Linked DNA regions of Homo sapiens: region 1 is linked to region 2. Evidence: chromatin contacts called from ENCODE Hi-C or POLR2A ChIA-PET data. All regions are on one chromosome and are shown on one strand. The core of a region is the stretch at or near the end of the contact, and the rest is flanking DNA. Distances in the headings are between cores, read along the strand shown. Region 1 holds the start of LINC02036 (long intergenic non-protein coding RNA 2036). Region 2 overlaps LINC02036 (long intergenic non-protein coding RNA 2036).

Evidence for each region. Hi-C counts contacts between places; a loop is a spot of excess contacts on that map. ChIA-PET counts read pairs that join two places held with the same protein, here RNA polymerase II (POLR2A). Pooled maps may share reads with other maps.
Region 1: a map of endothelial cell of hepatic sinusoid shows a loop between it and region 2 (4-fold over the local background). The contact joins the promoter of LINC02036 here to the enhancer-like site in region 2. A Hi-C loop is called at or near these places in 5 of 168 maps with a recorded cell type or tissue (CD4-positive, alpha-beta memory T cell, endothelial cell of hepatic sinusoid, endothelial cell of umbilical vein and 2 more) and 9 of 50 pooled maps. POLR2A ChIA-PET finds 5 or more read pairs at or near these places in 6 of 52 experiments (HEK293T, K562, OCI-LY7 and 3 more).

What each region holds. Positions count from the first base shown.
Region 1 is chr3:194,247,608-194,252,519 of GRCh38, forward strand. LINC02036 (long intergenic non-protein coding RNA 2036) reads right to left here and starts at 2,546. Exons shown (of 3, transcript NR_125403.1): 1 at 2,449-2,546. LINC02037 (long intergenic non-protein coding RNA 2037) reads left to right here and starts at 41. Exons shown (of 4, transcript NR_125402.1): 1 at 41-214; 2 at 1,989-2,295.
Region 2 is chr3:194,210,324-194,214,881 of GRCh38, forward strand. The region is part of intron 1 of LINC02036 (long intergenic non-protein coding RNA 2036); the gene reads right to left. Among named protein-coding and RNA genes, the nearest start is that of LINC02037, 35 kb to the right of the region's middle. RefSeq lists enhancers at 1,248-3,345, 1,501-2,306, 2,307-3,112, 3,919-4,558 and a silencer at 1,917-2,211. Within about 2 kb of position 2,693, at least 2 of the 41 ENCODE cell types and tissues checked have a DNase peak (open chromatin) inside an H3K27ac peak, as active enhancers do; they include PC-9, where a contact is called at or near this core.

The sequences.
Region 1 (4,912 bases), core at 1,296-3,795, 37 kb after region 2:
CCCACCCTTATAGAAAAGGCAACTGTGCCCAGAGCGGTGGAGGACTGCGCTCCAGGATGCAACCAAAGCCGGGTGCACAGCAGCCGGCATGGCGCCAAAACTGAAGCCCTGAGCTGCTCTGCGGTGCTACCCTTTGTCCCTCCAGACTCTCTTTTCCTTCATCTGTTTGTCAGTAAACCGAAGCCACCACAGTTTGTCATTTGGATGATTTTCGGTAAGGTAACATTGCCCAGAAACTTTGGTTCCTGGTTTTGAAAGGAGCCAGAGGGAGCGTATGCATTTCCCAGGGGTGCCATAACAAACTACCATGCACTGGGCGGCTTAAACAACAGACACGTGTGCTCTCATGTGTTGGAGGTTAGAAGACCAAAGTCAAGGTGTTGGCAGGGCCGTGCTCCCTCGGAAAGCTCCGGGAGAGAATCCTTCCTTGCCTCTTCTAGTTTCTGGGGTTTGCTGGCAATCTCTGACATTCCTTGGTTTACAGATGCACTACTCCAGCCCTCCCTCTTCCCGTGGCATATCTGCTGTGTGTCCCTGGGTGTCTTCATGTCATCCTCTTTCTGTGTCTGCTTGTCTCTGTGTTTATATTTCCCCTGTTCTAAGGACACCAGTCATATTGAAGCAGGCCCCATCTAAGGGCCTAATTTTAACTTGGTTAAATCTGCAAAGACCCTATATCCAAATTAGGTCACATGCCGAGCTCCCAGGGGTTAGGACTTCAATGAATCCTTTCGGGGGTTGAGAGAGTAACACAGTTCAACCCGTATCAGGCAGCATATTGAAGTTTAGCCTCTACCAAGATGAGCTCTAAGCATGCCAGTCTCACAATCAGCTCTGTGGAGAAGGGGCCCTGTGGCCTCACAAATTTGGAAAAATCCTTCATGTTAGATGCCCTGGTGGTAATTCACAGGTATCATGAGCATGGTGACATGCTGGAAAGGACTGCGGCAAAGAAACCTGTTGACTCGAAGTTGGCATTTCCCAAACTTATTTGAGCATGGGAGCTGCGGGGGTGATGTGGTGGTGGCGGTGGTTTGAACAGTGTTCTGTGGAACACACTTGGGGAAACTCACATAACCAGAGCATGACTTTGAAGCCAGGAAGGCGTAGACTGGCATCGTGACTCTGCTATTAACCGAATATGTGACCTTGGGCCATGAATTTCCCTCTCTGAGTCTCGATTTCCTCATTTCTACAATAGGAATGAAAATTTCTAATCAATTACTGAGGGATAAGTTCACTGCTAAAACAAACAAACCCCAAAAAGCATAATGGCTGGGAAACAATAGAGTATAAGTTCATTTTCTTGCTCAGGACAGGGCAGAGAACATGCTGTCCGGGCAGTCTTTCTCCACACAGTCATTCAAAACCCCAAGGCGAGAGATGCTCTGCCATTTTAAGTTTGTAGCTTCCAAGGTCATGGTGGGGTTGCCCCTGTTCCATCCAGGCGGAAGGGTTGGAGCTTGGAGACTGCTTCCTGGGAAGTTTCTAGTGGGAGGCTCTGGAGTGGGGCAACCCACTGCACTGCTCACATTCCACTGGGCAGAACCCGATCCTAGGGCTGGACTTAACTGTAAGGGGGTGGGAAAATTAGCAGCTATTTCCTTGCAGGAACTCAACCCTAAAAGAAGGAGAAGTACACCCTTGCAGTGGACACCTAGCCCTCTTCTAGTTTCTTATAGTTTATTCTACTTTGCAGGTGTGTTCTGAGGGTTAAATGAGGCTTTTGACATAGGCAGCATCCTTAGTATCACACACAACTAAATACAGGGCCAACAGTTTGAAAATGGAAAAAGATATGAATGGGAAGCGCCTTGAAGGATGAAATAGGAGCCAGGCCCTGGTGCACAATACAAGTGTGGGCCCCCCCGCGCCTTTCTTACCCAGGCAACCTGATGGCCCCGGTCTGGTGTGTGGTAGGAAAAGGGGAGTGAAATCCTCAGGGTGCCATTCAACCTCAGCAGCTTCTTCCCATGCTTCCTTTCCAGCCAGATGGAGAAGCTGCAGCTCCAGACTCTTGACAGCCGCACAACTTCCAAGGCAGTGGCCCCGCGGGCTGCAAACCCCACCTTCCTGCAGTTGCAGAGCCAGCTAAGAGGTGGGCAGCATGCCAGGCCCCATCAGCAGCCCCTGGAGCACACACCAATTGCAGATGCTCAGGAGACTCGGGGGAAGGAACGGGGTTTTCACCAGAACACCACAGGCAGGACCTCCCAGCAAAGGCCTCCAGATGCTGTGAAAACCTAAGGCTCGTCCTCCTCCTGGCTTCCCAGGTTACCCAGCCACAACACACAGGTGAGAACCATCTCAAGACCTCCCCACTTTTGGGCTCCCTTACCCTGACTCATCGGTCGTCAAGGGACCAAAAGGGGTCAGTAGAGCAAGGCCCCTGCCTTCAAAGAATGCATGCATTTTTTACCTTCATATTAATTATTGAAAAAACCGTACCTCAAATCACACCCCCAACCTCTCAGCATGAACAAGCTCCAGCAGACTTCTCCCAGCAGCCCCTCCCGCCTTTCTCTGCATGTAGGTCGGCTTTTCAGAGCTGCCATCAATGTGGACATAAAGCCCTGCTTTCCACACTCCTCCCTCCGCTTTGTATACACTTTCCCATGCATCTGGGTCAGCCTGGAGCTGAGTATTTCACAGGGCAGCAAAATATACAGAGGCATATTTTGTTTTAGAATCTTAATACCCAGAACATCTGGGTAATACTCAGACAACTGGACAGATTCTTGCTGATGCTGCAAGTCTCCAAATACGGTCCCTTGCAGAGAGAAAATGCTGTATTTTGCATCTGTACCTAGGCACATGGGTTTTCTCAAGCATAGTGGACTTTGGAGTGTGACAGTTAGTGATTTCTCCCCGGGAAGTGGCATGACCTGTAGGAGTTACTGTTGGCTGCAGCTGCTGGTGCAGCCCAAATTATTTATTGGTTTTGATTCGTGCACCGTTCCCTGCGTAAATTAAAATGTGACATTATTACACCCTCCGAGAGCCCATCGGCGACCTTGAGCACTCTCCCCCCACTCTGCAGCCATTATTCAGCATAATTTGACTGGTTTCAGGCAAGTTGGGAGGGTGGGAAGGGATGGGTGGGGGCAGGGGAAGGCAGAGTCCAAATTAGAAACAGATTTAAAGAGCATTTGCAGGGAATTAGGCAGTGGGCCAGGCGCGCTTGCTGGCAGCATGTGTAACCCCTCTTTAGGGACTGTCAGCTCCTCCCAGGTTTCCACAGCGGATGTTTCCCGGCCGGAGCACAGCTGGGTTTCAGTTGTCAAACCCACAGCCAAGACATCTGAGAAGCGGGTGGAGCATCCATGTGCACGCATGTGTCTGCACCCGGCCATATGCACACACACTCGACCCTGAGGATACTCCCAGCACAGCTCCACACATCCACACCCAAGACGGCACACTCAGGACATAGAAGGATACAGGGGCGCACAGAGAGAATCAGGACAGACACACTTACACAGGTGCACACGCAGACTCCACTTGTGCCCTGCTGACACTTTCTAAGAGGGATTCCAGAGCAGATTTCCTAATCCATCCTCCCTCCCTCCACCTCAAGTCGGGCTGTGTGACATGAGTTAGCCCCTCGACCTCTCTGAACCTCTGTGTCCTTAACTGTTAAGAGTGAATAATGGCAGCTGCAACCGTCAAAATGGGATAATGAAGAAACATGGTGTACACTCTGCAGCTTTGTTCGGATGTGGGACAGGGCGAGCAGGATGGTGGCCGTGATCGTGAGGAAGACAGTGGTGGTGATGGTGAGGAAGACAGCAAACCTTTGGCTCATGGCCTTTCTGGAGGGGACATAAAGCACTTTGCAGTCGTGCTGCTTACTATGATGAAAAGAATGAGAGACACCCATATGGGGAGAGCAGGGCAGAGAAGGAGCAAGGCACCCTTTCCCCAGGGCCCCTGTGGTGGGGTGGGGGACAGCAGTCAGCACCAGCCTGCACAGCTCTGGGCACCTTGCTGCACAGGAAGCCTGACGCTGAGGCCTGGTCAGCTGGCCGCCCAGGAGGCCTTGGGCTGGACTGACGTGGCACTGAGGCTGCAACTACTCTCCTAGCTCTGCTCCGCCACTGCCCCTTGTTGCCCTGCCATTCCTGTCACAGTCCCTCACAGGAGCTCGGCCTTCACCCCACTCTGGGTGAGGAGTAGCTCCTCCTCCTTCTCCTCCAAGCTTCCCTCCAGCCATCCGAATTCCCAGAGTCCCACCCCTCCCTAAGTCCCTCCAGCCTTCAGATGGATCCAAAAGAACCCTTTCCTGGGAATCTACCGTGCACAAATGAGCCCTTGTTCTGGGTGCTGTGGGGAGGGGGAGGGGGGACCGGTGGTCAGAGACCAGTTGGATGTTGCCCCTGCCCCGGGGACATTCACAAGCCAGTGAAGGGATGAGCACGAAACCCCATGGGGACCCGGTCAGAAGATGCCAGGAGAGGGCACAAGCACCGGGTAGACTTTGGGAGGTCCAAGGCCAGGAAAGCATGTCCTACTGTGCAGATCAAGGCGCTCTGCACCAAGTGACCTGTCATGGAGAGGAACGGAATGGGTGGCACCAGCACCCGAAACACACTGCTACATGGGGCTGGCCCATGGATAGCCGCGCACCTCAGAGTGAGCAGTGCCAGAAGCCAGGTAGATTGGGGGTGGAGGGCTGGGGGAGAGACATGAGGCAGGAAGCAGTTAGGCACCAAAGCAGGAGTTTCTAGACCTTCGGTCAACAAAAATTCAAGGAGCACCTGCTTGCGCTAAGTGCTGGAAATGCAGTGATGCGTAAAACACAGAGCCCGCTTCGTGGAACTTAGCATCAAGAGAGAACACTTGACATGCAGACAGGCAATGCCAGTGTCGTGGGATGCGTGCTCCCCAGGAAATGGGCTAGGCATGTGGCACT
Region 2 (4,558 bases), core at 1,443-3,942:
TCTTCCTAAGTAAAGAAAAATTCACATTTTAAATTATTAGCATGAGTTTTACAATTCCTCTTTAATTTGAATAGTGCCAGTTTTAAATGCAAATATAAGAACATTTAACTCCTACGCAGAATCACCAAAATTGCAGAATTTTTATTTTGTAGCCTATATATGTATGTATGTATGTGTGTATACATGTATATATATATATTCTTACCAGAACAGTGAAAGTGCTATACAAAACTAACCCCGCTGTTTTCATTTCTCTTGGTAATACACACACATTTCCCAGCCCTCTGTACCTTTGGCTTATGATGAGGCTGAATGAAAGGGCAGGGAGCTATGGATCATCCTTGCTCTCTCGTTCCTTCTCGTGTCATTTTCAATGGATCTGTTTTGCTAACACAAGGACATAAGGTGAGTAAGAAAGGATATGATGGGATTATTTGGTCAATTGTGTTTTTCTTAGACTGCCACTGTCTTTTTTTGTAATCTTTTTTTTTGTTTTGTTTTGTTTTTGAGACAGAGTTTTGCTCTTGTTGCCCAGGCTGGAGTGCAATGGTGTGATCTCGGCTCATTGCAACCCCCACCTCCTGGGTTCAAGTGATTCTCCTGCCTCAGCCTCTCAAGTAGCTGGGATTACAGGCGCCCACCACCACACCCAGCTAACTTTTTGTATTTTTAGTAGAGATGGGGTTTCACTATGTTGGCCAGGCTGGTCTCAAACTCCTGACCTCAGGCGATCCACCCATCTCAGCCTCCCAAAGTGCTGGGATTACAGGCATGAGCCACCGCGCCTGGCTCTTTTGTATTCTTTTGTACTGGTTTGCAAGGAGTGCATGGCTTCTAAGGGCCCTAGGGGCCCGCTTACTCAGGTGTGGGCAGAGTGTGCTTACCTCCCTGAGTCTCGACGAGCTCCTGGGCATCATGGGCCCACTGGACTCCTGGACTCCTGAGCATGGAGAATGCTCTGTATGAATGGCATAGCGAGGAACTGCAGTGGCATGACCCCTCTCCTCCACTGTCTCACTGGGCTTCACTTACAAAAAAGAAGTTCAAAGATGAAATTATCAAGAATGTCAAGACAGTGACAGAAGAGCATTAAGCCAAGCACGTGACCCTTCTCAGCATAGAGTCCTCTATAACAGAACTTCACGGTCACATGGCAAAGTCAGCACAGAGTATTCCTAGTCTAGAGGCTTTAAGAGTACAGATGTGTCTCTCAGGCCCCAGGCTGAACTTCTAGACGAATTCCAGGGTGGAGCACCTTCCTCACAATATCCCTAGAATTGATGAGGCTCCGTGAAGCATAATCCCAGAGGGAAGCTGGAACTCCCAGCACTGCCCTACCTGAGAGCCTCGTGCCTATAGCTGCGTGACTTGAGGATGAGGAAGGAAGGGAAAGGGGACAGTAGAAATCCTCCAGGCACAGCTAGAGTGCAGTGGAAGCAGTCTTGTCAAGAAAATGCTATTATGACCAGAAATTAAAGGGGAAATCCAAAATGTTGTTATAACCTAGCGATGTTCTTCTTTACCCACAAAACAATGCTTTAAAGAAACTAATTGCTCAAGACATCTCTCTCGAATACACATTTACACAGTCTATTTAATACAACCCCTGGAACAACTGCAGTGAAACAGAGCGTCAGGGAAACCTAACTTCCAGACACAGCTCTGATTCCTTCTTGATGGGTGACTCTGGGCAGGCCACCTAACTTCTCTGAGTCTCAATTCTCTTATCGGTAAAATGGGAATAATGATTCCTAACCCAGAGGTAGGGTCCTTGTGAGAGAATGCATGTAAAAGTGAGCTGTAAGCTGTAAATCACTGTGCACACATGAAGGCATGTATATTGCATTGGCACGTTGGTATCCTGTGTACAAACGTTATATATCACACACGGACACCATCAGGAAATTCCACTCCGGGGCAGAGTGATTTACAAAGCCTGCTCAGAAGTGGAGTCAATTAAGGTCAGCTTTCTATGTTGCTAAACAACAGGGGATTCTGGGTTCAGTAACGTTGAAAGGCAGGCCCAACACACCCCTTGAAACTGGGCTTTTGAGAGGGTTCAAAGGAAGGCGAAACAAAAGCCCCTCTTTGTGATGTTTTCACTCTTCCTGCATTGTCCTCTTTCACCCTCCAAGGGCCTTCATGTAAAGAAGGGCTGCTAATGTGGCGAGTGGGAGTTTGAAATTGTCCTGGGCCAACAATGTTGGCACATTCTGCCGGGCCTCATTACAGAATCATCTGAAATGCTCTAGAAGTGTTTCCCACTCATTAGCATAAATAGCAGAAAAACTCTTTCACAAACAAAGCAGGTTCCATCTGCCCCAGTATGTCCTCACCTTGACTTCAAATGGCCAGTCCCTCCCCCAGCACAATACAGGGGCGCCGGCCTCCGAGGCCCCAAACACCCCACTTCAGAACAGCATTCAGCGAAATATCAACACGGTAACCTGCATGTTTATTCATTGGCCAGCCCCCTCCTTTTAATGGAGTCCCTTCCCCATTGTGACCACTTGATTCTTTCACAGACCTAAAAGGGACAGGCAGGGAGAGGCTTCCTTTCGAAGCTGTTGGGATCCTTAGCAACCCACACCTTGTGAGTGGGTCAACTAGGCTAATTAGGTTTGTTCTGCCTTTTTGGCCCAGGCGTATTTTGTCAGGTATTCTGCTGTGAGATTAAAGAGTCATTAATCACCCAGGCCTGACGCTGACAAGGTGGCTTTTACAATGAAGTCCACTTCCCTGGTGCTGGCTGGAGCCTAGGCCGGATCTGTTTTGCATTACATTGCAGAAGAATGTAATGTGGGCTTCTTCCCAGGCGACCTCACAGGATGTCAACCTCGGGCCCCCGGGCCTTAAGAAGGCCGGTGCCAGGGACAGAGATAGCATCTACTTTGAAGGCAAACCGTGCTCACAGCAGCTGGGTGGAGTCTGTTGGGTTCTGGAAGGGCAACTCACAGAATAAGGTACAGCCTGACAGAGTCAGACCTCAGTCCCCAGCCGCCCAGCCCCGCATTTTCCCAAAGAAAGCCCAGAGGCTCAGAAAGGAAGGATACTTGCCCGAGGACACATAACAAATCACGGTGAGAGTCAAGATTAAAACAAGGCATCTCACCACTATCACACTACCACATCTGAATCCCAAACTAAGCTTTTTATAACCCTTTTCAACATAATCAATAACTGTTACAGTTGGCAATTCAGAGGTCCTGCACTCTTAAGCGGAGAAAGAAGGGAAGTCAATCCCATTTGTCAAGTGCTACAAAAGGCTAAACTCTGTGCCATTTTGCATATAATTGATTCCATTTAAATGTCATTTTCATAAGATGACTTGTGAAAGGGCTCAGCCACCCTTAGTTCTTACCCAGTGCAACAGTTTTCCTGATAAGTAGACCTTATCATCCCTATTTTTTTTTTTTTTAAGATGAGAGTCTCCCTGTCACGCAGGCTGGAGTGCAATGGCGCGATCACAGCTCACTGCAACCTCTGCCTCCAGGTTCAAGCGATTCTCCTGCCTCAGTCTCCTGAGTAGCTGGGATTACAGGTGCCCACCACCATGCCCGGCAAATTTTTGCATTTTTAGTAGAGACGGAGATTCACCATGTTGGCCAGGCTGGTCTCGAACTCCTGACCTTGTGATCCGTCCGCCTTGGCTTCCCAAAGTGCTAGAATTACAGCCGTGAGCCACCGTGCCCGGCTAGCATTCCTATTTTTATGAACAAAGAAGCCAAGACACAGCAAGGTTAAATAACTCATTCACGGCCGATATTCTTTCCTATGCCAGACTGCCATTTGAAAAGATGAGTTCTCTAAATCCAGGTGTTCTCATGAACTTTTATTATTGCTGATGTCAATCATAAATTAAAAGCTTAGGTCAATTATCTAAACATCAGATTATCAGAATGTGTTGTTTCCTTTTAATCTCAATGTGTGATCATGCCATCTATCTCTGCTGATGTTTCCTTGTTGTCCTTTCTGCTTTTATTCTTTCATTAATTTAGCAAACATCTGTTGAGCATGCTGGGGATACCCAGATTTTAAAAACAAGGCCATATGCCCCTTTCTTGTGACATTACTGGAAAATGAGCTCCTCACAAATAAGAAGGTAAACCAAGAAGGAGGAAGGCGAGGGCTTTGGAAGCCAGGAGCTCCAACACAGAAGGATGGTGAAGGCAATGCCTGGGAGGCTGCAGGGTTCTCCAGAGGAAGGCTACATGCCCAGTGCATAGGGAGGGCAGCTGGCCCACATGCTGCAGGGCGCAGCCCTGGGACAGGCTTCAGCAGAAAGACAAATTCGATAGGAGACCTGATCATCTACATCACCAAGGAGGAGATTTAGAACTTTGGCAGAGTTTGAACCTTTATTATTACTTAATACAATGAAAACAAAACAAATGGACTCACGCCTGTAATCTCAGCACTTTGGGAGGCTGAGGTGGGTGGATCACTTGAGGCCAGGAGTTCAAAACCAACCTGGCCAACTTGGTGGAACCCCACCTCTATTAAAAATACAAAAATTAGCCAGGCATGGGGGTGGGCACCTGTAATCCCAGTTACTAGG